3 separate regions of the Mus musculus genome follow, and all the other regions are linked to region 1. A link is a loop called in an ENCODE intact Hi-C map of the cell type or tissue named here. Cell type or tissue: left cerebral cortex. All regions are shown on one strand.

The links. Peaks named below come from ENCODE experiments on the same cell type or tissue, not always from the same donor. Only the 100,000 strongest peaks of a DNase experiment are listed, where the experiment ranks them.
Region 2: a loop joins it to region 1, with 2.5 times the contacts of the local background. A loop is called at or near these places in 3 of 42 quality-filtered maps.
Region 3: a loop joins it to region 1, with 2.3 times the contacts of the local background. A loop is called at or near these places in 3 of 42 quality-filtered maps.

The regions. Positions count from the first base shown.
Region 1 is chr16:32,241,287-32,249,286 of GRCm38, forward strand. Fbxo45 (F-box protein 45) reads right to left here and starts at 5,739. Exons shown (of 3, transcript NM_173439.2): 1 at 5,208-5,739. The coding sequence starts at 5,525. Wdr53 (WD repeat domain 53) reads left to right here and starts at 5,941. Exons shown (of 3, transcript NM_001185162.1): 1 at 5,941-5,981. Gm25848 (a small nucleolar RNA gene) reads right to left here and starts at 2,569; the gene lies at 2,426-2,569. In left cerebral cortex, no CTCF peak of the experiment used is centred here; DNase peaks (open chromatin) are centred at 3,774, 5,343 and 5,884; H3K4me3 peaks cover 2,639 bases; H3K27ac peaks cover 1,322 bases.
Region 2 is chr16:32,161,487-32,169,486 of GRCm38, forward strand. Nrros (negative regulator of reactive oxygen species) reads right to left here and starts at 4,108. Exons shown (of 3, transcript NM_001347181.1): 1 at 3,894-4,108. In left cerebral cortex, no CTCF peak of the experiment used is centred here; DNase peaks (open chromatin) are centred at 3,131, 3,965 and 6,832; H3K4me3 peaks cover 1,862 bases; H3K27ac peaks cover 1,600 bases.
Region 3 is chr16:32,149,948-32,157,947 of GRCm38, forward strand. All of the region lies in intron 1 of Nrros (negative regulator of reactive oxygen species), which reads right to left. Among named protein-coding and RNA genes, the nearest start is that of Nrros, 12 kb to the right of the region's middle. In left cerebral cortex, no CTCF peak of the experiment used is centred here; DNase peaks (open chromatin) are centred at 3,842, 4,680, 5,259, 5,800 and 2 more places; H3K27ac peaks cover 1,268 bases.

The DNA of each region.
Region 1 (8,000 bases):
GGGATCTGATGTCTCTTCTGGTGTGTCTGAAGACAGCTACAGTGTACTCACATACATAAAATCAATAAACCATAAAAAAAGAAAGAAAAAGAATGACACGAAGAGACCCGAGTCCTCAGGATAGTTACATTCCTATCTCCTTGTTGCCTATTCCTACTCTTAAAATTCCAGGTGCTTTTTTCTCTCATTTTCCCTTTGCCCCAGTGATACTAACAACCTCTTCCTTAACCTCCTACTCCAGCTTCCTATTTTGCTGAACTGACTCTACCACATTCATTTATAGTGACTCCCTTCCTCTGCCCCCTACAAGTCTACAAACTCCGTCCTTAACCTTAAACTCTTTCCAGCGCTTTCTAAAACAGTATTTCCATTGACTCTCACGCCAGCTAAAGACTTTTGATAGCTCTACACAAAGCACTACAGCAACTGCTAGCTCCACTTGGCTTCAGAGCCTTCCAGAGCAGGCTGCCCGAATTTCCTTCCGACCTGCCTGCCCGGCTCCTGGTGCCCTCGATGCGTCCTCTCCTTGCCTTCTCTTGCCACCTCCATGAGGGTATTCTTTGACAGGACCACCCCATCCCCATCATCCCTCTCTCCTGAATTCCCATTCACTAACATCACACACAAGTATAAGGATCTTGTTTCCTACCACACCTCTAAGCACATGATTTTATTAAAAAGTATTTTGTAAAAAAACTACCAGCTAATCAACCAACCAACCAACCAACTAAACAGAAATCTACTGTAATCTCAATTGGTCAGTGCTTTACAGTGTAGCATCTACAGGAACCGGGAAGGAGAGAAGAACAACCGGAGTAAACATTAAGGAACGTAGATGGTAACCAATAAGCTGAAGGAGCAGGAGGTGGCGGATGCAATCAATCTGTATACTGTATACTAAGCCTTACAAGACCTAGAGACTCCTTGTCAAAGGAACATATACTGATTAAATAAACTATAAATTAAACTATAATATTTCACATTTATGAGACAACTTGTATTAAGAAATTACTGTCAGTTTCATTTTAGAGATGACAGTAGTATCATGATTATGTTATGGGTCGTTTTTAGAACAAATACTGAAATATTCATATGAAATGAAAAAAATACCCAATTAATAAATTTTAAAGGCCAAGTGGACCTTTAATCCCAGAACTCAGGAGGCAGAGGAAGTTGGGTCTTTTGAGTTCGAGGTTAGCCTGGCTTATGGAGCAAGTTCCAGGACAGCCAGGGCTACGTCATAGTTTATTTCTGAAGAACCTAGATTTTTTTATTTCAACAGCATGAAGACCTAGCCCAGCACACACTTCCCCCTGGCCCACCCTCACTCTCCAGAGTACCCACCCTTTCTCAACAAACTGAAATTCTGCTCCTAAAAACAAAAATAAAAAAAGCTTAGCTCAGGATATAAGTCTGAAAGTTAGGGTATAATTAGATACAAAATATCTGGGATAAGTGCTACTTGGAAATAAGTAAAATTGAGTTATTAAAAAAAAAAAAAAAGGAACGTTTCAGAACTGCTCAGTGGTTAAAAGCAGTGACTGCTCTTCCAAAGGTCATGAGTTCAATTCCCAGCAACCACATGGTAGCTCACAACCATCTGTAATGGGATCTGATGCCCTCTTCTGCTGTGTCTGAGGACAGCTACAGTGACTCATCATATATATGAAATAAATAAATAAAATCTAAAAAAAAAAAATTATGTAGCTCAATGGCAGAGTGAGTGCTAAGCATAGATCAGGCTTGGTTTTGGGCCACAGCAGGGAAGGAGGAGAGAAAAGGTAGGGATGGGAAGGAAGAGAACAAAATGAATCAACCAAACACTTCTCACCCTCAGCCTTCGGTTGCCCAGACTCCTTGGGAGTTCTGCTGCACCCACCTTCCCTAATCCCACTGGGTGCCCGCAGTCACCTATGTGAAGTTGTTCTCTGGGACAGCTCCTCCAGGCGTGTCTTTCCTCTACGTGCCCTCTGTCTCTCATGGCCTAATCTTTTTAAAGCACAGTTTTACTTCACTGTTCTTCTGGTCAAACTTGTATGGCTTTTCCAATTGCAGAATAAAGCCCAAAGAATATATCAAAGACTTTCAAAAGGCCTTCTTCCATAATATAGCTAGTTCCCGGACACCTTTGCAATCGTATTTCCCTTCATTCAATCCAACTAGAAATTCCTATCTTGAGCCTAGACTGCCTCTAATCCTTGGCTACCAGAAGCTGCCTATCTGAAATATGGTGAATATCTCAAAAGCACTATGAATTCTGCTCTTCCACAAGTGAACTTGCTGTCATTTTCCTTCAAACTCTCCCTCAAGTGATACTTAGATTATGTAAGCCAAATACTATCTACAAGTCACCCTTAGCTCCTCCCTCCTCAGCTCTAGTTCAAAACTACTGCCAAATTCTAGTCTTTAAAACAAAAACCCCAAAAACTGTTTGATCCCGCAAATTTCAGAGAATACATAGATAATCCCAGTATCTTAATATTCTCTGAGTGAAAAAAAATCAATTTTAATTTATGATGACCTAAAATCCTAGTGCCATATCTAAAGGCAATAGGAGGAACAGTCATCAAATTCTGCAGCTTCTATTCCCTAAGCTTGTCCATTTTTCTCCATCTCCTTCACTACATCCTCTCTAATGGATCTACCACATTTCTAAAATCAAACTCCAACCTGTTCTCCATAGTGGAGTCAAAACTAACCCACAAACTGGTCATGCCACCACTCCCCAAGGCCTTTGTTCTGGCTTCCAATTGGAAAAGCTTCACTGGAGTGTGCGTGTCCCAGTCCTTTCACCTTACTCAAACCAGATGGCCTGTACACTCTGCAGCTGCTGACAGTCTTCTTGTTTCTCACACAAGCCAGACTCCCTCCTCAGAGGCTCTTCTTGCTCCTCTTGGAGGAACACTTTGAGGTGTCACTGAGCTTACGCACCATGTCTTATGAGGAAGTCTCTTCCTGCCCTCCGCACCTAGTTAAAACCTCCCCTACTGACTCTCAGACTAGCATGCAACTCTCATTCATAATATTTACCAGATACAGTTTTACAACTACAGTGATCAGATTCATAGATATTCCTCCAGGCTGGGGGTGTAGCTAGCATGTATTCAATCCTCAGTACTGAAAACAAACAAACAAACAAAACAAAAAGAAACACGGGCACGCAGGCAGGCACACACACAAACAAACACACATGCACTCCACTACTTCCCCATAAGGCAAAGTGTTGGTAAGATTTTTTCGTTTTTAGCTGGGCGGTGGTGGTGCACGCTTTTAATCCCAGCACTTGGGAGGCAGAGGCAGGCGGATTTCTGAGTTCGAGGCCAGCCTGGTCTACAGAGTGAGTTCCAGGACAGCCAGGACTACACAGAGAAACCCTGTCTTGAAAAACCAAAAAAAAAAAAAAAAAAAAAAAAGACTTCTAGCTTTCTGAGTCCTCCTAAATTAATCTTCCATCTTCAAAATAGTCACCTAAAAGAACCCAGGGTAAGTACCAGCCTATCTTGTAGCTGCAGTACATATAGCAGAAAGTTAAATGAGGCATTAGAGACTTAAAACTAAAATCTCTCTGGAAATATACAAAACTAATATCAATTTAGGCTGCAGTTAGGAGTGCTCCCTGATTTTCCAGAGTACCAGAATTCAATCCCAGTGTTGGGGGGGTGGATATATGTTGCAGGGGGTCACATGCATCTGTAACTCCAGCTACAGGAGTTGGCACTCTATTCTAGACTCTGTGGGCACTGGTATTCTTCGTGTGCGTGTGTGTGTGTGTGTGTGTGTGCGTGCGCACCCATGTGTATTTTTATCAAATACAAAAATGCAAATTTTTTTGCCAGGAGTGGTGGCACTTTTAGACTCAGAACTTGTGAGCTGAATATTGTGACCCTGTCTCAGAAAAAAAGAAAGACTATCTGATAATTGACATGTTCAACAGCAGTGTTCCTTCTCTTATCACACCAAAACTTGTTTTAATATAAAAGAATATACCAGTAGCTGTGACCCATCTTATAATCCCAGCACTCTGAAGGAACAGACAGAAAGTTGGCAAGTTGGAGACCATCCTGAACTACACATTGAGACCCTGTCTCCAAAAACAGACATAAGTGTATACACATATTTACAATAATACATGTATATTAAAAGAAATAGTGGATTTATTTCACATTTAAAAATGACTTAGACACTCACTGTCAATTTAGCATTAAAAAAAGAGTGTTTACCACATTCCAGGTCAGACTTTATCATCTCTCATTTTATACAGCCCTGGCTGTCCTAGAACTCACTAGGCAGACCAAGCTGGCCTTGAACTCAGAGATGCACCTGCCTGTGGCGTGCAGGGATTAAAGGAATGCACCATCACACCGGCTTCATATGCCTTTGATGACTGCTCTCCTGAAGAGCTACCATCTATCTATGTGAGCTTAACCCAAGGCCTTTTGTTTGTTTGTTTGGGCTGGAGAATACTTGGTCTTGCCATGACCTGTTTGTTAGCATTTTAATTTTGTTATGAAAGCACAAGAAGCGAGAACAACAACAACAACAAAACCAGCAAAACAGGAATCAACATATTAGATGCCAGAAGAGCCATCACCTGAGTAGAACTATGAAAAAGTTATCAATCACAGCAGGACAAGGCAGTGTGATGAGTTATATGGTGCCAATGAGAGGAAGTAATAGTAAAGTCTCTTTCTTACAAGTTAATTAGCAGGATGCCTAGTCTTATCATCACTTGGAATCGTGAAATATTGTGGCCCTAAGAGAACGTGGGTGAAAATAATGTTCTTGTTAATCAGAGCTAGGAAAAGGGGTAGTGAACGCAAAAGATCCCAGCAACTAGACCTATTTTAAAGCGACATCGACGAACTAATGCCTTAAGTCTACTTGGAGGCCAGAAAAAATACATGCTCATGAGTATCGGCTGGTGATCTGTCTTTAAGAGCAAAGACTGTCGAAAGTAGAAAGACTGCTGAAAATGAATGATGGGAAACCACCTAGTATTTTAAAAAGTGAGGTGGATTACGAAGCAGAACTTCAATCCAAAGAAAAGATCGTTATGGAGAGGAGGGGTGAGAGTGGTCCTGACTGGCTGAAGCCGTGGGAAGGCGGGATGCTGAGGTGAAACCTCTGACTCAAGCTTTGAAGATAAACCCCGAGAGCGGCGGGCGGGAGAGGAGCCGAGCTTCGACGTGGCCCCGGGATTCCCTCACCTTGGCCTTGTAGCTGGGCAGGTTGCAGAGGATGTCCGTGCGCAGAGCCTCTTCTGCTAGGCTGCGGGCGCACAGGCTCCGCCACACCTCGCTGTTCTCGTCGCCGTGGAGGCAGCGGTACCAGTGCTTGCAAACCAGGGCGCAGCTCCGCAGCTCGGACAGCTCCAGGTAGGAGAACACCAACTCCAGCACCCGGCTGGGCAACCGGCCGCCGACCCCGGAGGACCCCGAGCCCGCGCTGGCGCCGCCGCCGGCACCGGCGCCGCCACCACTAGCGCCGCCCGAGGCTGCCCCAGCCCCCGGGCCCGGCGCCGCCATCGCCTCACCAGCCGGCCCGAGGGCCGCCGCCGCCGCCGCTTCGCCCCGTCTCGGCGCGGGAGGCCAAGCCTCGCCTACAGCCGCGAGCGGCTCGCTCACCGCCCCTTTCAGCGCCAGCCGCTCGCGCCTCCACCGCTCCCGCCCCTGCCCCGGGGCGTCCGCTGCGCGCCCCGCCTCACTGAGGGCAGATGGCGCGAGCCGCTCGGGTTCCCGCCCCTCGGAGCCGCTCAGCGCGGGCGCCGGAACCGCCCGCCTCGCCCGGCCTGCCCGCGACGCGCCCCGGGATCCGCCATGCGAGTTGAGGGCAAGAAGCAAGGGCGCACGCCCAGCTCGCCCGCCGCGCCTCTCTGCCCGGAAGTGACTGTTCGGCAGAGGCGCCTCGCTCCCTAAAGCTTGATGGGATTGGATGCTGCGTGTGAGGTCATCGCTCGGCGCCACCGGGAACGGGAAGCCCAGGTATGAGGCTGTTGGCCAGCGGGGTTCGGATCTGTTCGCAAGTGCTTTTTTTCTGTTTTTCCTCTAATGGCCTTGACTCGGCTCTCCTTGGCCTCTCTTCCTACGGAGTTTCCCGTCTCACTTGGTTTCTGCTCCCTCTCTAACTTTGTTCACGACACTTCCCTTTTTTGCTAGCCAATTCTTAGATCCTTCACCTTCAGGTCGCTTGGATCAATTTCCTTTCCCTTTGCGCAGTTGAGGACCTCTTGTCGTGGTCAGGTTAGATCCATTTTATTATATTTTATTTTTTTTTACCTTGAGAAATTGACATCTTCTTTTCCTGGCTAGCGCCGTAGGGGACTCACCAGAACCCATTCTCAAAGTAAGGTGGCTAAACCTGAGCAACCCTCGTAAATACGCAGGTTTTATTATATTTGAGATTAAATAAACAAGTGTAGGTAATCTCAAAGTGTCATTTGAATACTAAGTGTCACAATCTTTTTGGACAAAATATAGTGTGTTCAGTAAAAAGTAGTAGTAAAAAGATTAAGAAAAACGTGTTGTTGTTGGGTTTTTTTGTTTTGTTTTGTTTGGTAATTTGTTAATCCCTAGAATGAGGTAAGGTGGAAACATAAAGATGATTTCCTGGGAGGAAAAGAACCTAGCATTATTTAGTTATGCTATTTTAAAGAGCATTTAGAAAAAGAATAATAGAGACTGGAGTGATGGCTGAGCAGTTAAGAGCACTTTCTGCTCTTGTAGAGGACCTAGGTTCGTTCCTAGCACCCATATGGGTGCTCAAGGCTTAACCTGAGTTGTAGCTTAAGTTCAAGGGGAGCCAAACCCTCTTCTGGCTTCGGGAATGACTGAGCTGTACACACATACATGCTATACACATAAAATAAAGTAAAAGAACTACAGTGTGAGCCAGGCATAGATGAGATCTTTTAATCTGACTTTTTTTTATATATAATTCTCAACGCAGCTCTATGAAGTGATTATTATAATAATAGGGCTCACAGACTCAGGCATCAAGTCCAGTGTCATGCAATTTTTATGTAGTAAACCTTGCCTGAGATCCACCTATGTGTAATTAACTTCCTGGTTTTTAGTAAAAACAAATGAACAGCAGCTGCTTCCCTACCCTGGTATAATTACATGCTTATGATTTGCTAATCCCTTCCTCAAGATGTCTTGCACCAAGTAACCCAAATTCTTGTCTGTTGTGGTCATGCTAATGCCACAGTCTTCTGGTTGTTTTGGTTGTCACTTAGTTTCTCCACATCAGGACTAACTTTAGTCCAAAGCTATGAAGGAGCGTTGACTCACACATTATAATAATGGCCTCTCTCTTCATGGCTCCTGAATGTTGAACCAAATTTTGTCTGAATGACAGTTACATTTCCTTTAAATTTTGTGGCTCTGAAAAGAAAGTAAAGAACTATAGAGAATGGTTAGATTGAAAGGCATAGGCAGAGCACCATGGTACAAAGAGTCTATAGCTCCAGCTACTTAGGAGCCTCAGGTGAGAGGATCACATGAGCCATGAGGCTGGGACCAAACTGGGCAAGAAGACAGATTCAGACAGTTTCTGATCACACTCGCTTTCTCCCCTATCCCCCAGGCTTGTACATATAGATAGTAGAAATTAATGAATAAAGGTATGGCTGAAAAAAACACTGAAAAAAAAACATAAAGGTAGAGATAATCCAGTTATCAAATACTTTATCCTTTATCTTACCTTTTTTTTTTTGCTCATTTTTTTTTGTTTTTTTTTTAAGATTTATTTAATTACTTATTTATTATATGTAAGTACACTGTAGCTGTCTTCAGAAACCCCAGAAGAGGGCATCAGATCTCATGGATGGTTGTGAGCCACCATGTGGTTGTGGGATTTGAACTCAGGACCTCTGGAAGAGCAGTCAGTGCTCTTAACCGCTGAGCCATTCTCCAGCCCCTATCTTGCCTTTCTTAAGACAAGTCTCTGAAATATCTAGTGATATCATTCTGCGATCTCTGTTTTGGTTTGGGGGGTGGGGT
Region 2 (8,000 bases), 80 kb before region 1:
CTAGAGAAATGGCTGAGTTGGTTAAGAGCACTGACTGCTCTTCCAGAGGTCCTGAGTTCAAATCCCAGCAACCACATGGTGGCTCACAGCCATCTGTAATAGGATCTGATGCCTCTTCTGGGGTGTCTGAAGACAGCTACAGTGTACTCATATACATAAAATAATTAAATCTTTAAAGAAAAGAAAAGAAAGCCGGGCGTGGTGGCGCACGCCTTTAATCCCAGCACTTGGGAGGCAGAGGCAGGAGGATTTCTGAGTTCGAGGCCAGCCTGGTCTACAGAGTGAGTTCCAGAACAGCCAGGGCTACACAGAGAAACCCTGTCTGGAAAAACCAAAAGAAAAAAGAAAAGGAAAGAAAAGAAAAGACAAGACAAGACTTTAGCATAGAACAAAATCGAAAAAGTCTGTCATCAGGCACCACTGTATATCCACCACCTACCTACCTTCTGCTTATAACATTTTACTATACTTATTTTTATCATATTTTACTTATCCTTCAATTCATTGTATTATTTATTTATTTATTTATTTATTCACTGATTCATTTTTGGTTTTTCAAGGGTTTCTCTGTAATAGCCCTAACTGTCAAGGAACTCACTCTGTAGACCAGTCTGGCCTCAAACTCATAGATATTCCCCTCCTTCTGCCTCCCAAGTGCTGGGATTGAAAGTGTGCGCTACCACCACTCAACTCATTTGTTATTGTTGTTATTATTATTATTATATAAAAATAGACGTCAAGGAGCACCTACCTCTGGTGGCTCACAACAACATTGCCAGTTCCAGAGGATTCAATGCTTCCAGTCTCCAAAGGCTCCTGCATGTACAATGTAGGCTCACACACAGACACACAAATGAATAAAGAGCAATACAAATAAATCTTAAACAAACAAACACATACCCCAGCACAAATAGACAGGGTCAGAGAGGTGCCTCACTGGTTAAGAGGGTGTGCTGCTCTTGCAGAGGACTTGGGTTCAGTTCCCAGCACCCACATGGGGCCTCATGACTGCATGTAAATACAGTTCCACAGGATTTGATACTCTCTCCTGAGACTGTGAATTCCTCCATGCATATTGTGTGTGTGCGCTCGCACACACACACACACACACACACACACACACACACACACACACATTCAAATACAGGTAGATTAAATATTTAGGGAAAAAAAAGCCAAATCGCTAGGCATTGTAAAACATCTGTAATCCCAGCATTGAGGAGGCTGAGACAGGAAGATGGTGAGTTTGAGGCCAGCCTGTGCAATTTCATGACCTGTTCTCAAAACAAAACTTTAAAAGGGTGGGAGGCAGAAGAGAACCCTGACCTGGCTGATCAGTGGAAGAGCCTGACCTAGCGTGCCCAAGGTCCTGCATTCAGTCATCAACAGCAAACAAATAAACAAATACCATGGCCACCAGTACAGCTCTTCTAAAATACTTCAGAGTGCATATAAAACAACGGAACTCTTTAAACATTCCTGTAAGTAGGGGCTGGAGAGACGGCTCAGCAGTTAAGAGCACTGGCTACTCTTCCAGAGGACTTGAGTTCAATTCCCAGCAACCACATGGTAGCTCACATCCATTGTTAACTCCAGTCCCAGGGGATCTAATGACATCTTCTGACCTCTGGTCAATCACCTTAGTTAAGTAAACACAAAATTTTGAAAACCTGTCAGACCAACGTTGAGGAGGCTGAGGCTGAGAACAGTCCCCTTGGGGAAGTTTCAAGTGTCTTGGTGGGTGGTTACAAGGACCATTAACTTGCCTGAAGTTGAAAGATGTGGCCCCAGGCCGGGCAGGGAGAGAGCTGATGGCTGAGGGTCAGTGCTCAGTCTTAGCATCCAAGGGAGACAAGGAAAGCCAGGAGATACCAGGGCTACCAGAGATAGACAGGGTTCACTGAGCAGAAGCTGTGTGAAAGAAAGTCAGAGCCTCAAATGCTATCTCCTGCAGAGAAATCCCCTCCAGATTGTTATCTTTCTTAGAGGTAGGGCCAGGCAGCAGCACTCAAGGTGAGCCCACATACAGTGCCTGAGGGTGGTAAATGTGGAGGCTGGGGCTTGAGGAGGGGAGTCCCTGGGGACCTCACAGAACTTTGTGGCCACGCTGAGCGCATCACTGGTCCCAGCCTTGTTCTTTGTACCCACCTCACTGGTGAGAACCAGGGCAAAGTTCTACTTCCTCCTTTGTGCCCTCTGCTGAGGCTAAAGTCACACACTGAAGACACAAAACGTTGGGTCTCAGCCCCTGATTCTGTTTGTCCTGAAAAGTCTGTCTAGCAACTTCATTTCCCCCGCTTCTGATAACAACTGCTTGGTTGCTTTTTTGGGGGGGAAACACACACTCTCCCTCCCTCCCTCCCTCCCTTCATCTGTTTTATCACATAAACTCTATCATTTAGCCATTTTCAGACCTGCAGTTCAGCATTGTTGACTACATTTTACTGTTCGACCAGACCATGCCTCCTTAAGAAGTCCAGGTTTTGTTTCTTTGGGTTTTGTTAGGTATTTTGGTCCGATCCCAATCCTGACTCCAGTCAATAGGGACTACGAAGGAGGCTGGCCCTGTTACAATCTTCTGTGTCACTGGCTTATATTAGACACAGTACAGAAGCTAGTTCCCCAAGAATCTATCCACGGACAGTTCTATCACTAAGGAGAAAGGGTTTGCCTCCTGCTTCACAAGTCAGGCCAGTGGAGATTGGCTTAGAAGCTAATGAGCTCCAGGACAGCCTGGTGGAGTGTGTACCATTGTCCAGAGTTCTCTCGAAGGACCAGTCAAATGAAGGCACCTTCTCTTGTGAGGCTGTTTGGTTTTGATTTTAACCTAAGTGTTGAGGTTTTTTGTTTTGTTTTGTTTTTTGTTTTTCTGGGCCCATGAGTCTATAACCCCCTCTAGGAACTCTGGGGCTCACATATAAAGCTCATAGGGGGTGTCCCCAGGCCTCAAACACCGTGAAAACTGTCCGTACCTCACGGTCAGTAGCAGAGAGAGACACTGGAAAGCCTTCCTTAGTCTGCTCCGATCCTAGTTACAGTGGGGCACGTGGTCATCGCCGCAGCGCAATGGTGAGCTAGCAACTGCAGGGAGAGCAGTGCTTTTCCCTGCCCAGCTCCTGAGTGCGAGCGAGCCTGTGGGTAGGTCCATGGATGTGTGTCTGTGCCTGCAGAGGCCGAGAGGACCACAGCAGAGCACTGAGCAGGAGTCAGGAGAGCCTGGCTCTAATCTCTCTCTCTGACACTTGGGTAGCTGTGGACCAAATAATACCCCAGCACAAGTTACCCAGGACAAAGGCTCTAGGAGAAGGGCTTTTGCTGTCTTCTGGATGTACACACACAGCTGACCCTGGGAAGATCCCGGTTAAGTAAGTGCGACTGTGGATGGATTTCCGTGTCTTTGCCTGTGTAATGGTGGGTCTCAATTTATGTTGATGGGCAAAGGAGTCGATGCAAACACCCGTATGCTGAGTGTTCACAGCGTCCTCTCATGACGTCCGGTCACTCAGACTAGGCAAGGAGCACTGACCACTGTGTAGATGAGGAAAAAAAAGGAGGCTCCGAAAAGTTCCCTAACCTGTTCACACTCTCCCTGAAAGAGCCAGGAATCAAACCATAGCTGGTTGTAAAGCCCTACGTGCCTCTCCCACATCACACACCTCCTCTCTCAGCTGTAAGAGTTCCTGAGACTTCCACCTACACCAAAGGTGTAGCCCCCCCCCCAAATCCAGCCCAGAGGCGGAGAGACTGGATACCACAACTTCACAATGAGCCTGAGCGCGGCGTGCGTGGGGTGGGGGAGCTGATGCCTAACCTCCCACCACCCAACCCGGTCCCAGCTCGCCCACCTCTTGTAGCCCGGCAATGCTCAACGAACCCACGCAAGAAATACTCACTGCTCCCGCAGGCCCAGGCGGCTCCGCGGGGCGCATCGTCTCCAGGGCCCCAGCCTCCTGGACAGCACTTGCCGCTGCTGCGCTGCCTACTCGCTCTGGGGCATCAGATTATTTTAGCACTTGCGGAAGGAACCAACGGAAACTGAAGTCACATGGAGAGCTCGCCTCTCAGCGACTCAGCACTCAGCCCGCGTCTTAGAAGGAACTGCCACCGCGGGGGGTGGGGTGGGGGTGGGGTTGGACGAGGATGCAGGTAGCACATGGCCCCTCACCAGCAGGGCTGTCACTCTACAGGTGCAGCCTGCCAAGCTCTGTTAGGTCGTCGCTAAGCATGCTCTTGTGGCTCCTGCTTTGATGGCACATGGGAACTAGGAGTCCTGGCTTGTGGTCTGCTGTTCCAGGAACTCTTCTACAGGCTTCTATCCAAGGGCCAGCTTGGGGCAGAATTCAGTGAAGGGCAACACAAATTTGTTTAATTGGAAAGGGGGACGAGTCCGCCATTTAGAAGGGTCATCCATCCAGTCGTCTGTTTTCATCTACTCAGTCAGTCCTTAACTAATCATCTTTTCTGGGCACCGTACTTCTTAAAAATTAAGAAAATAAATAAAGGGAAAAGGAAGTCGGCAATGGCAGCACGCACCTGTGATCCCAACCCTGGAGAGGTTGAAGCAGGAGGATCAGAGTACAAGGTCATCCCAGCCCAAAGAGCAGGTTTGGGGTTGCCCTGGGATTCGTGTGACCTGTCACACACACACAAAATAAACAAGAAGGACAAATGGAAGAAAAAGAAAGGTTTTTGTCTACTGGTTTTTAACTGACCCCGCGTTGCAGATAGTACCATAAACTTCTTGGCTCTATTGAGTACGGGTGTTCAACAGCGTTGTTTTGATAATGCTGTGTAGAAAGTTCACTGTCAACTGTGGCAGCATGCCTAGCTAGCGTCTGCACGGATCCAGACCTGACCTAGTCCCAGCTCTAAGATGGAGAAAAAGACATGAGCTCCCAGCCCCAACCATCCACAAAGGAAAAATCATCTCTCAAGGGAGTCTCACTGAGTATACAAACCACACCAAAGGGCGGCTCCATGCCCTGCAGCAGGAAGCAACGGGGATGAGGGCTGGGGGGGGGGGGTTCGTTCAAAAAACTATGTAAATTAATTATACAGCCTTTAAATTTTTTTTGAGATTAAAATATAATTTCTCCCTCCCCCTTCTCCCTCTAACATTCCTATATATCCCACCCTGTTCTCTTCCAAATTCATGGCCTCTTCCACTTTAACTGTTTTACATATATATGTAAACACACACACACACACATTTATTCACTTGTAAAGGTAACAATGATGGCACCATTGAAGAAGAAAACAAGTGTAGAGAAAATTGTGTCACACTAAGGTTTCTGACTCAAACTTTTTCCTTTGTGTCTACCAGTGTGTGGCTAACTCTTATCTCTAGCACCAAGCTTCTTTTCCAAGAAAGGGCTTGTATTCATATTTAAAACATTTATTTATTTATTTATTTATTTATTTATTTGAGACAGGCTCTTTCTACATAGCCTTGGCTGTTTGGGAATTCAGTATATAGATGAGGCTGGCCTCAAATTCATAAAGATCCACCTGCCTCTAACTCCTGAGAGTTAAAGGTGTGTGCCACCACACCCGGCTATATTTTATTTTTATTTTACAGGTATGAACTTCCAGTCTCAGCCTCCCAAATGCTGGGGTTACAGGTGTATGTCACATTAGGAATGTTCTTTTTTCTTTTTTTTTTAATATACTTTTATTTTTATAAGGGAGTATGTGTGTGTATTTATGTAAGTGAATGTCATGTGTGTAGATGCTTAAGGATACCAGAAGAAGTTGTCAAACCCCCTAAAACTAGAGTTACAGGTGATTGTGAACCACCACATCATGGCTGGGAGAGAACTCAGGGTCTTCTGAGAGAACACTGAGTGCTTTTAACCATTGAGTTATGTCTTCTGTCCTAGGAATGGTTCTTGAATCTGATTGTTGTGTGACTTTTCTTGGGGAGATCTTAACAGTTATTCACCACAACAAGGCATTGATGACAGATCAAAGAACCAATTCCACCCAAATCTAGCTTAGAGAGCCGGTGAGTTTCCTGGGGTTACTTATAGGAACACAGTGATTCACCAAGAAACCTACCCTAGCATGAATGACAACTCACAAAACTGCACTCCCAGAGACTCCTACACCCACAGGTGGCTCCCCACTAGATTCTCTCTATAGATTACTGTGTTATGGGCTTGGGGAAGAGAGTCTTATGAATCTTGCATGTTTCAGGAGCTTCCTGGGTTGCTTTTGTTTACTTCCTGCATCTTATAAGCCTTCTTCCTTCTTCCAAGTGTCTAGCTCTCACCAACTCATGTCTGGATGACTTCAGTAACTTCCTTAGTTGTCTACCTGTCCCAAATCTTGTCCATCTTCCAAGTTAGACTCCACCCATCTTCCATGGATCGATCATTCGAGAAAAAGTGTGGGGATCAATTCGTTCCTTGCTTAGGGCCTTTATGGCCAGCCATTGTCCCTGTTTACCTGGGCCAGTGTTTAAATCCTGGTTCAGCCAGTTTAAGAATCAACAATGCCTGAGTTCTAACATCCTCATCCACTTTTCTTCCTCTTTGCTTTTTTTTTTTTTTTTTTTTTTTTTTTTGGACAGAGTCTCATTTAGTTGGCCCTGCCTTGATCCCCCTGCCTCCACTTCCCAAGTGCTTCACATATTTATCACCACACCCAGTAGCATATACCTACTTGTATATGCTTTACCCATTAGCATTCTCGGCAAGATTTCTTTCAAGGAAACTTAGAAGCTGGCCATTTTAAAGGCTGTGGAGAAACAAGGCTGTAGTTGGCTGGAAAATGGCACAGATTGTTCTTCTATAGTAGCAGCAGAAGGACCCAAAGACTTCCAGGAGAAACTAGGGCAAAGCTGAAAACAGGACATTCCTCACACCAGCAGGTCTGAAAGCCAGAGTGTCCAGCCAGAATTCTCCTGCTCAGCTGGATATTCTAGGCTCCTTCCCAAGACCCAAGATCAGAGTCCTTGGTCTCCAACACAACCTAAGAGGTCCTGCTATCACTGGCCAGACACATTCCTCTAAGCACAGCTTTCTCTCTTGGCCTTATGGAGTTTCTTCTGGCTCCTATTCAACAATGCAGGTTTTGTATTATAGTAGTTTCTTGTCCTGTTGCCATGACCCAAGCAACGTATGGAAGGAAAGGTTTATTTTGGTTCACAGTTCTAGGCTCCATCGTAGTTTGGGAGTCATGGTGGTATGGGCCTAAGACAGCTGGTCATGCTGTATCCACACTCAGGAAACAGGAGGAAGATGAATGCTAGCACTCAGCTCCATTTCTTCATTTCACCCAGTGGAGGACCCAGCCCATGGTGCCGTTCGAAGTTAAGGCAGGTCTTCTCACCTCCATCTAATCTGGATGAGCCTTGACAAGCATGAGGCTTGTCTCTTACAGTAAATCCTGTCAAGCTGGCAATACCATCACACTGTCATGACGCGCTCGTACAGCCCTATGCCATCTCAATGAGAAGAGAGGCCAGTGCCTGGCTCAGGCTCCCAGAATTCACTCTGTTCAGTGTGCATTTCCTCAAACACACGCCATCCTCTCTCTGTCCAGAGACCTCCTTGGCTGGAATGATCTCCCTGCCTTTCCCAACACTTTCCATCCTAAAGGCGTGGCTGGGACTCCCCCTCCTCCGGGAAGCTTTCTCCCACCTCAGGTTGACTCTTCCTCTGCGCACATGGTATACAATTCCCCCTGGCCTCAGGACAGAGCTCCTGTTGTGATTTATCTTTTTGAAATTATGTTTTGTTTTCCCAATTACACTGCAAACTTTTGAGGGTAGCAACCATGTGCTACTCTATAAAACATACTGCCCAATATGTTTTTCTAAAAACCATACTGCCCGATGTGCATAAAGAGGCTCAGTAAACATTTGCTCAAAGAAGAAAGAAGAAAAGGGAACTAATAGGCAATAAATAAATAAGTCTATCTTGTCTGCCATTCTCCAGTTACTGACTTTTTTATTTATTTATTTTTGTTTGGTTTGGTTTGGTTTTGGTTTTGGTTGT
Region 3 (8,000 bases), 91 kb before region 1:
AAATTTCTGATACAGGACAATTCTTGGGCTCTGTGGTGTCCCCAGATAAGATTGTGCCCCAAAAGGTAGAGATAAGAAGAGATCACCTCCATACCTTAAATGATTTTCAAAAGCTGTTGGGAGATATTAATTGGCTCAGACCTTTTTTAAAGATTCCTTCCGCTGAGTTAAGGCCTTTGTTTAGTATTTTAGAAGGAGATCCTCATATCTCCTCCCCTAGGACTCTTACTCTAGCTGCTAACCAGGCCTTACAAAAGGTGGAAAAAGCCTTACAGAATGCACAATTACAACGTATTGAGGATTCGCAACCTTTCAGTTTGTGTGTCTTTAAGACAGCACAATTGCCAACTGCAGTTTTGTGGCAGAATGGGCCATTGTTGTGGATCCATCCAAACGTATCCCCAGCTAAAATAATAGATTGGTATCCTGATGCAATTGCACAGCTTGCCCTTAAAGGCCTAAAAGCAGCAATCACCCACTTTGGGCAAAGTCCATATCTTTTAATTGTACCTTATACCGCTGCACAGGTTCAAACCTTGGCAGCCGCATCTAATGATTGGGCAGTTTTAGTTACCTCCTTTTCAGGAAAAATAGATAACCATTATCCAAAACATCCAATCTTACAGTTTGCCCAAAATCAATCTGTTGTGTTTCCACAAATAACAGTAAGAAACCCACTTAAAAATGGGATTGTGGTATATACTGATGGATCAAAAACTGGCATAGGTGCCTATGTGGCTAATGGTAAAGTGGTATCCAAACAATATAATGAAAATTCACCTCAAGTGGTAGAATGTTTAGTGGTCTTAGAAGTTTTAAAAACCTTTTTAGAACCCCTTAATATTGTGTCAGATTCCTGTTATGTGGTAAATGCAGTAAATCTTTTAGAAGTGGCTGGAGTGATTAAGCCTTCCAGTAGAGTTGCCAATATTTTTCAGCAGATACAATTAGTTTTGTTATCTAGAAGATCTCCTGTTTATATTACTCATGTTAGAGCCCATTCAGGCCTACCTGGCCCCATGGCTCTGGGAAATGATTTGGCAGATAAGGCCACTAAAGTGGTGGCTGCTGCCCTATCATCCCCGGTAGAGGCTGCAAGAAATTTTCATAATAATTTTCATGTGACGGCTGAAACATTACGCAGTCGTTTCTCCTTGACAAGAAAAGAAGCCCGTGACATTGTTACTCAATGTCAAAGCTGCTGTGAGTTCTTGCCAGTTCCTCATGTGGGAATTAACCCACGCGGTATTCGACCTCTACAGGTCTGGCAAATGGATGTTACACATGTTTCTTCCTTTGGAAAACTTCAATATCTCCATGTGTCCATTGACACATGTTCTGGCATCATGTTTGCTTCTCCGTTAACTGGAGAAAAAGCCTCACATGTGATTCAACATTGTCTTGAGGCATGGAGTGCTTGGGGGAAACCCAGACTCCTTAAGACTGATAATGGACCAGCTTATACGTCGCAAAAATTTCAGCAGTTCTGCCGTCAGATGGACGTAACCCACCTGACTGGACTTCCATACAACCCTCAAGGACAGGGTATTGTTGAGCGTGCGCATCGCACCCTCAAAGCCTATCTTATAAAACAGAAGAGGGGAACTTTTGAGGAGACTGTACCCCGAGCACCAAGAGTGTCGGTGTCTTTGGCACTCTTTACACTCAATTTTTTAAATATTGATGCTCATGGCCATACTGCGGCTGAACGTCATTGTTCAGAGCCAGATAGGCCCAATGAGATGGTTAAATGGAAAAATGTCCTTGATAATAAATGGTATGGCCCGGATCCTATCTTGATAAGATCCAGGGGAGCTATCTGTGTTTTCCCACAGAATGAAGACAACCCATTTTGGGTACCAGAAAGACTCACCCGAAAAATCCAGACTGACCAAGGGAATACTAATGTCCCTCGTCTTGGTGATGTCCAGGGCGTCAATAATAAAGAGAGAGCAGCGTTGGGGGATAATGTCGACATTTCCACTCCCAATGACGGTGATGTATAATGCTCAAGTATTCTCCTGCCTTTTTACCACTAACTGGGAACTGGGTTTGGCCTTAATTCAGACAGCCTTGGTTCTGTCTGGACAGGTCCAGATGACTGACACCATTAACACTTTGTCAGCCTCAGTGACTACAGTCATAGATGAACAGGCCTCAGCTAATGTCAAGATACAGGGAGGTCTCATGCTGGTTAATCAACTCATAGATCTTGTCCAGAAACAACTAGATGTATTATGACAAATAACTCAGCAGGAATGTGAACAAAAGTTTCCGGGATTGTGTGTTATTTCCATTCAGTATGTTAAATTTACTAGGGCAGCTAATTTGTCAAAAAGTCTTTTTCAGTATATGTTACAGAATTGGATGGCTGAATTTAAACAGATCCTTCGAGAATTGAGACTTCAGGTCAACTCCACGCGCTTGGACCTGTCGCTGACCAAAGGATTACCCAATTGGATCTCCTCAGCATTTTCTTTCTTTAAAAAATTGGGTGGGATTAATATTATTTGGAGATACACTTTGCTGTGGATTAGTGTTGCTTCTTTGATTGGTCTGTAAGCTTAAGGCCCAAACTAAGAGAGACAAGGTGGTTATTGCCCAGGCGCTTGCAGGACTAGAACATGGAGCTTCCCCTGATATATCTATGCTTAAGCAATAGGTCGCTGGCCACTCAGCTCTTATATCTCACGAGGCTAGTCTCATTGCACGAGATAGAGTGAGTGTGCTTCAGCAGCCCGAGAGAGTTGCAAGGCTAAGCACTGCAATGGAAAGGCTCTGCGGCATATATGAGCCTATTCTAGGGAGACATGTCATCTTTCATGAAGGTTCAGTGTCCTAGTTCCCTTCCCCCAGGCAAAACGACACGGGAGCAGGTCAGGGTTGCTCTGGGTAAAAGCCTGTGAGCCTAAGAGCTAATCCTGTACATGGCTCCTTTACCTACACACTGGGGATTTGACCTCTATCTCCACTCTCATTAATATGGGTGGCCTATTTGCTCTTATTAAAAGAAAAAGGGGGAACTGTGGGAAGCCGCCCCCACATTCGCCGTCACAAGATGGCGCTGACATCCTGTGTTCTAAGTTGGTAAACAAATAATCTGCGCATGAGCCAAGGGTATTTACGACTACTTGTACTCTGTTTTTCCCGTGAACGTCAGCTCGGCCATGGGCTGCAGCCAATCAGGGAGTGATGCGCCCTAGGCAATGGTTGTTCTCTTTAAAATAGAAGGGGTTTCGTTTTTCTCTCTCTCTTGCTTTTCTCTCTCTCTTGCTTCTTGCTCTCTTGCTTCTTGCTCTCTTTTCCTGAAGATGTAAGAATAAAGCTTTGCCGCAGAAGATTCTGGTCTGTGGTGTTCTTCCTGGCCGGTCGTGAGAACGCGTCGAATAACAAATGAGTGAATGAATGAATGAATGAGTGAATGAATGAATAGACAAAAGAAGGAGAAACTCGGATAGAAATACTAACTGTAGCTTCTGGACTCATAAATATATTAATTATCTTGCTGAAAGAAGGCTTTCAAGCCAGGTAGTGGTGGCACACACCTTTAATCCTAGCACTCTGGAGGCAGAGGCAGGCAGATCTCTAAGTTTGAGGCCAGCCTGGTCTACAAAGTGAGTTTCTAGACATCCAGGACTACACAGAGAAAACCTGTCTTGAAAAAAAGAGGAGGAGGAGGAGGCAGAGGTAGAGACAAAGAAGACGGATTTCAGAAATATGTCTATCACATCGGTTAGCTCTTTTAAATATGGCCCTTCCCCACCTCCACCACCAAAAAAAGTGCATGTTTTCACTTGGATAAGAAAAAAAAAACTTGAGAAAATGAAAAAGCAATCTTTGGATGGATCAAAAAAATTCTGAAGTGCAGCTGTAGCTCTCTTGTCTGTGTGTGAACAACAGTCCTGGGAAGGCTTGAAATGATACATCTAATAACAGAAGTCTCCAATGAAGAGGTAACAGCACCGTCTTCACAAATTCCAGGGGAATAAGGATCCAGGGATGATACTGGTCTATCCAGGATTCCAAATGGTCTGAGTATCAAGGGCTGAGAGCAGTCCAGGTCTCCCTCTCTGAGCTCCATAGTGGGAAACTGGGGGATTCCCCCCTACCCCGCCCCCATAGATGTAATTGCTTGGACAACCCTCCAAGTGTGAGACCTAACAGCCTTGGGGCATTCCTGACCTCCTTTAGCTTCATCAAGTGCCTGGTCCAGGTCCATCTGCCCCATCCTCACCAGGAAGAACCACAGGGCAGCTCTTCAGTCTCTCCCTGCTAACAAGAACCTCCTCACCTTCCATGACACTTACAGACCTTGCACTGACACACACAGGCCACCTTTGCCTCCCACCTCTTTGCTTTTCTTCTAGCATGTGTACCCATCCCAAAGGGTGATTTAACATCCTGGACAGATATGAATGCTCCACCAGCAAAAAATAGACTATCAGAAATCACTGAAGGCCAGGTCAGCTCCCGATGCCACAGAAACAATCTGGGATCAGTCCTGCTAGCCTCTGGGAATCCCGCCCAGGGCCTTCTTTCCATTTCTGCACATTTGCAGCACAGGGCACAGATGGCATATGCAGAGCCATCTGGACTCCTGTCCTCACTGTCCTCCCGGCACCCTCCCACACACACATACAAGCGCCCCTGAAACTTTGGGATCCCCGCCCATCCTGAGAGAAGGTTGCCAAACTTAGAAAATGCCAAGGACGCTAAAGAATTGCTCGCTCACGTTCTCATCTCACTGAACGTCCTGCGGCTCACAGAGAGGAGAGATAGGGAAACGGGAATTGTCAGCACAGTAAATCTTCTCCACTTCCTGTCATGCGTGGGCTGCTACGTGCTGCTGTACCCTGAATACTGACAAACTAAATCTCGATGTGTACAGCAGGCCAAGAGTGCAGCTTTCCAGGGCTGCACAATGCTTCAGACTGGTGTGCTAGAGAATTACACCCACAAGCGTAATTTTAATTTGTGAAACACCAAAATGTTTACAAAATTTAAATGTGTTCTTTCCTCTTAAACCCAGCCAACTAGCCCAGAATACATACATACATACATACATACATACATACATACACACACACACACACACCAACATACATACAGGAATAAATCTCACCATGCCTGTAAGGGCAACATCTGGCATTAAGTAACAGAATGTCATAGAAAGACGATAGAGTTTGGAACCTGACAGTCCAGAGTTTAAATTCTGTCTCCACTCTCCATCATGGGTGTGAAGTCTCCAAGACTTGGATAGTCCTCCTGCAAAACAGGAGCAATGATATCCACTCACGGACTTTTATGAGTGCCGCCGAGGATGGTATATGCAAAAGTGCTTCATTAACCATGAAAGCCGCTAATAACCTAATTATTATTTATGAGCTCCAAACAGCACCTAGCAGCTTGGGTGACTGCTGTTCTTATGTATCAACTCTGTGTGGTACAGAAAAAAAGACAGCAGAGTGAACATCTAGAGGGATGACTGCATGGCTATACCAATTAAATTCAGAACATCTATCTAGGAAGGCTGGATCTAAAGGTCTATATTAACAATCAAGGAAAGTGGCTGGAGAGACGGCTCAGCAGTTAATTGAGCTCACTGCATTTGCAGAGGACCTGAGTTTGATTACCAGTACTTATGTCATGTGGCTTACAACCTCCTATAAATCCAGCTCCAGAAAAGCCAACACTTCTGGCCTCACGGGGTACCACACACACACACACACACACACACACACACACTCATGTATGTGTTTATACCCACCACATGCATGTAACTAAAAATATATTTTTTAAAGAGAAGAAAGGGATGATCCGTGGGCACACTGCAGGCTGGTGAACAGCTATCTATCGTCAGAATGATGATGGCCTCAGCTGGCCATGCTCCGCCTCGTGCGACAAGCTCGGAAGGCTCTGCTTGTTCCCCACCGTATGTTTTCGTACTGGGAGCACTGCTGGGAGGTTAGGGGGCAGGAGAGTGGAGAATCCAAAATATCTCTCCCTTCCCTCTCCCCTTGAGCCTTTGCTGGTGACCCCAGACTCTGGGACCACCATCCTCCCTTCCTCCCTCCTACCGAGGGTACAGATTTCTGCATGGCCAAGGAGCCAAGGGGCTACTGTTTGGCTTCTTAGCCTCTTCCATGATTTTCTGACAATCTCCTGCATGACATTTCCCATTTGAAACACTCTAGGTGACCTCTGCTTTCTTTTTTTTTCTTCTTCTTCTTCTTCTTCTTCTTCTTCTTCTTCTTCTTCTTCTTCTTCTTCTTCTTCTTCTTCCTCTTCCTCTTCCTCTTCCTCTTCCTCTTCTTCTCCTCCTCCTCCTCCTCCTTCTCCTCCTCCTCCTCCTCCTCCTCTTCCTCCTCCTCCTCTTCCTCTTCTTCTTGTTTATTCGTTTCGAGACAGGGTTTCTCTGTGTAGCTCTGGCTGTCCTGGAACTCACTTTGTAGACCAGGCTGGCCTCGAACTCAGAGATCCGTCTGCCTCCGCCTCCCGAGTGCTGGGACTATTCTGCTTCCTTTCTGATATCTAACGATGTAAATGAAATGGCCTTGAAGCAGTATTCGATAAACAGGTAGAACCAGTGGTGATGAATGTAATCCAGCCAGCTTGGGAGGCAGAGGCCAAAGGATCACAACTCTGAGGCCAGTCTGATCAACTTTCTGAGGCTTTCAAAATGAAAGACTAAAAGGGCTGGTGTTCCCGGGCTGGGGTGTAGCTCAGTAATAGCGTGCAGCAGACAAGCAGGTGTGGGAGGTCCTGCGTGCAAGGCATGAAATGATGGAGAAAAAGTAAAAGACTTTAAAAATAGCAGTTTTTCAGGCTGGGAACACTCTTCTAGACTACACATCTGCAGAAAGCTCCCAAGAGACACTGCACTGCAGGGACCGGGATTAAACAGTGCAGTTATCATATTCCACTAGGAAGTCCCAGGAGCCCTCTCCGGATACTGGGACGACAGGGTGGCATCCTCACCTCTCCACCCCTCCAACTGTTCCTGCCATACCAGCTGCTGCCAGGAAAGGGGCTGCAACCTTGTTGCTAAAGGAGCTGTTAGCAAGTGTCATACATACATTACCACATAATTAAGAGCTTTCTCCTCAAATGGAGAAGCTTTTTAAAGTCATAAAGAATGGGGCTTTGTGGAGAAGGCAGGTAGCTGTCAGAGTCATTTTGTATTAGAGATAAGAAGTTATGAATTGGGGACAGGGGTCATCAGAAGCAGGTTGCAGCATCACTTGCGAAGGTGACACTCTGAACACACAGAGGGTGTGACTATGTAGCAGAGAGAGGGAGAGCTCTGAGAGAAAGCAAGTCTGCCTTTGTGTAAAAGCACACAGAAGCTGCCACCTAGGATCTTGGAAGCAAGGGCAGCTGATCTCAGCCCACAGCATAAAGAGCTTTAGCATCTCCACTGTGACTACTTCACATGGTCCCAGGCAGCACAGAAAGTTCCGGGCAGGCAGGTTTGCTCCCTTGGATTCTCAGTACAAGATTAGTAGGACTCCAGCTTTCAGCAAAAGTTCAGATCTAGAGTTGTCCAGGTGCTCTGAACTTTGGAAGCAGCGCAATTCTCTGTCCTCACAGTCCCCAAGTGTGAGGGCATACCCTGAACCCAGTCATGATGAAACCCAAATGGATCCTAGCCAGGGCTGTACTGCACTACAAAACAACTGACTTGGAGTCTTCAAAGGTCAAAATCTTGTCCAGTGTAGTGATTCACATCTATTATCCCACAAGGCTGAGACAGGAGGACTGCCATGAGTTTTAGACCCTGGGTATAGACTAAGGACCCTCCCCCTCAAAAAACAAACAAAAGTAGTATTACTATCAATTATGTACATACATATATACATACACATACATATCTCTACACACACATAAAATCCTTCATTCATGGCTTGGTCAGGGAAAGGCAAAATGCTCCCTAAATTGGTCAACTGATTACTCAATTTAACATCATGATTAAAAAAAAATATTTTATTTTCATTTAACCT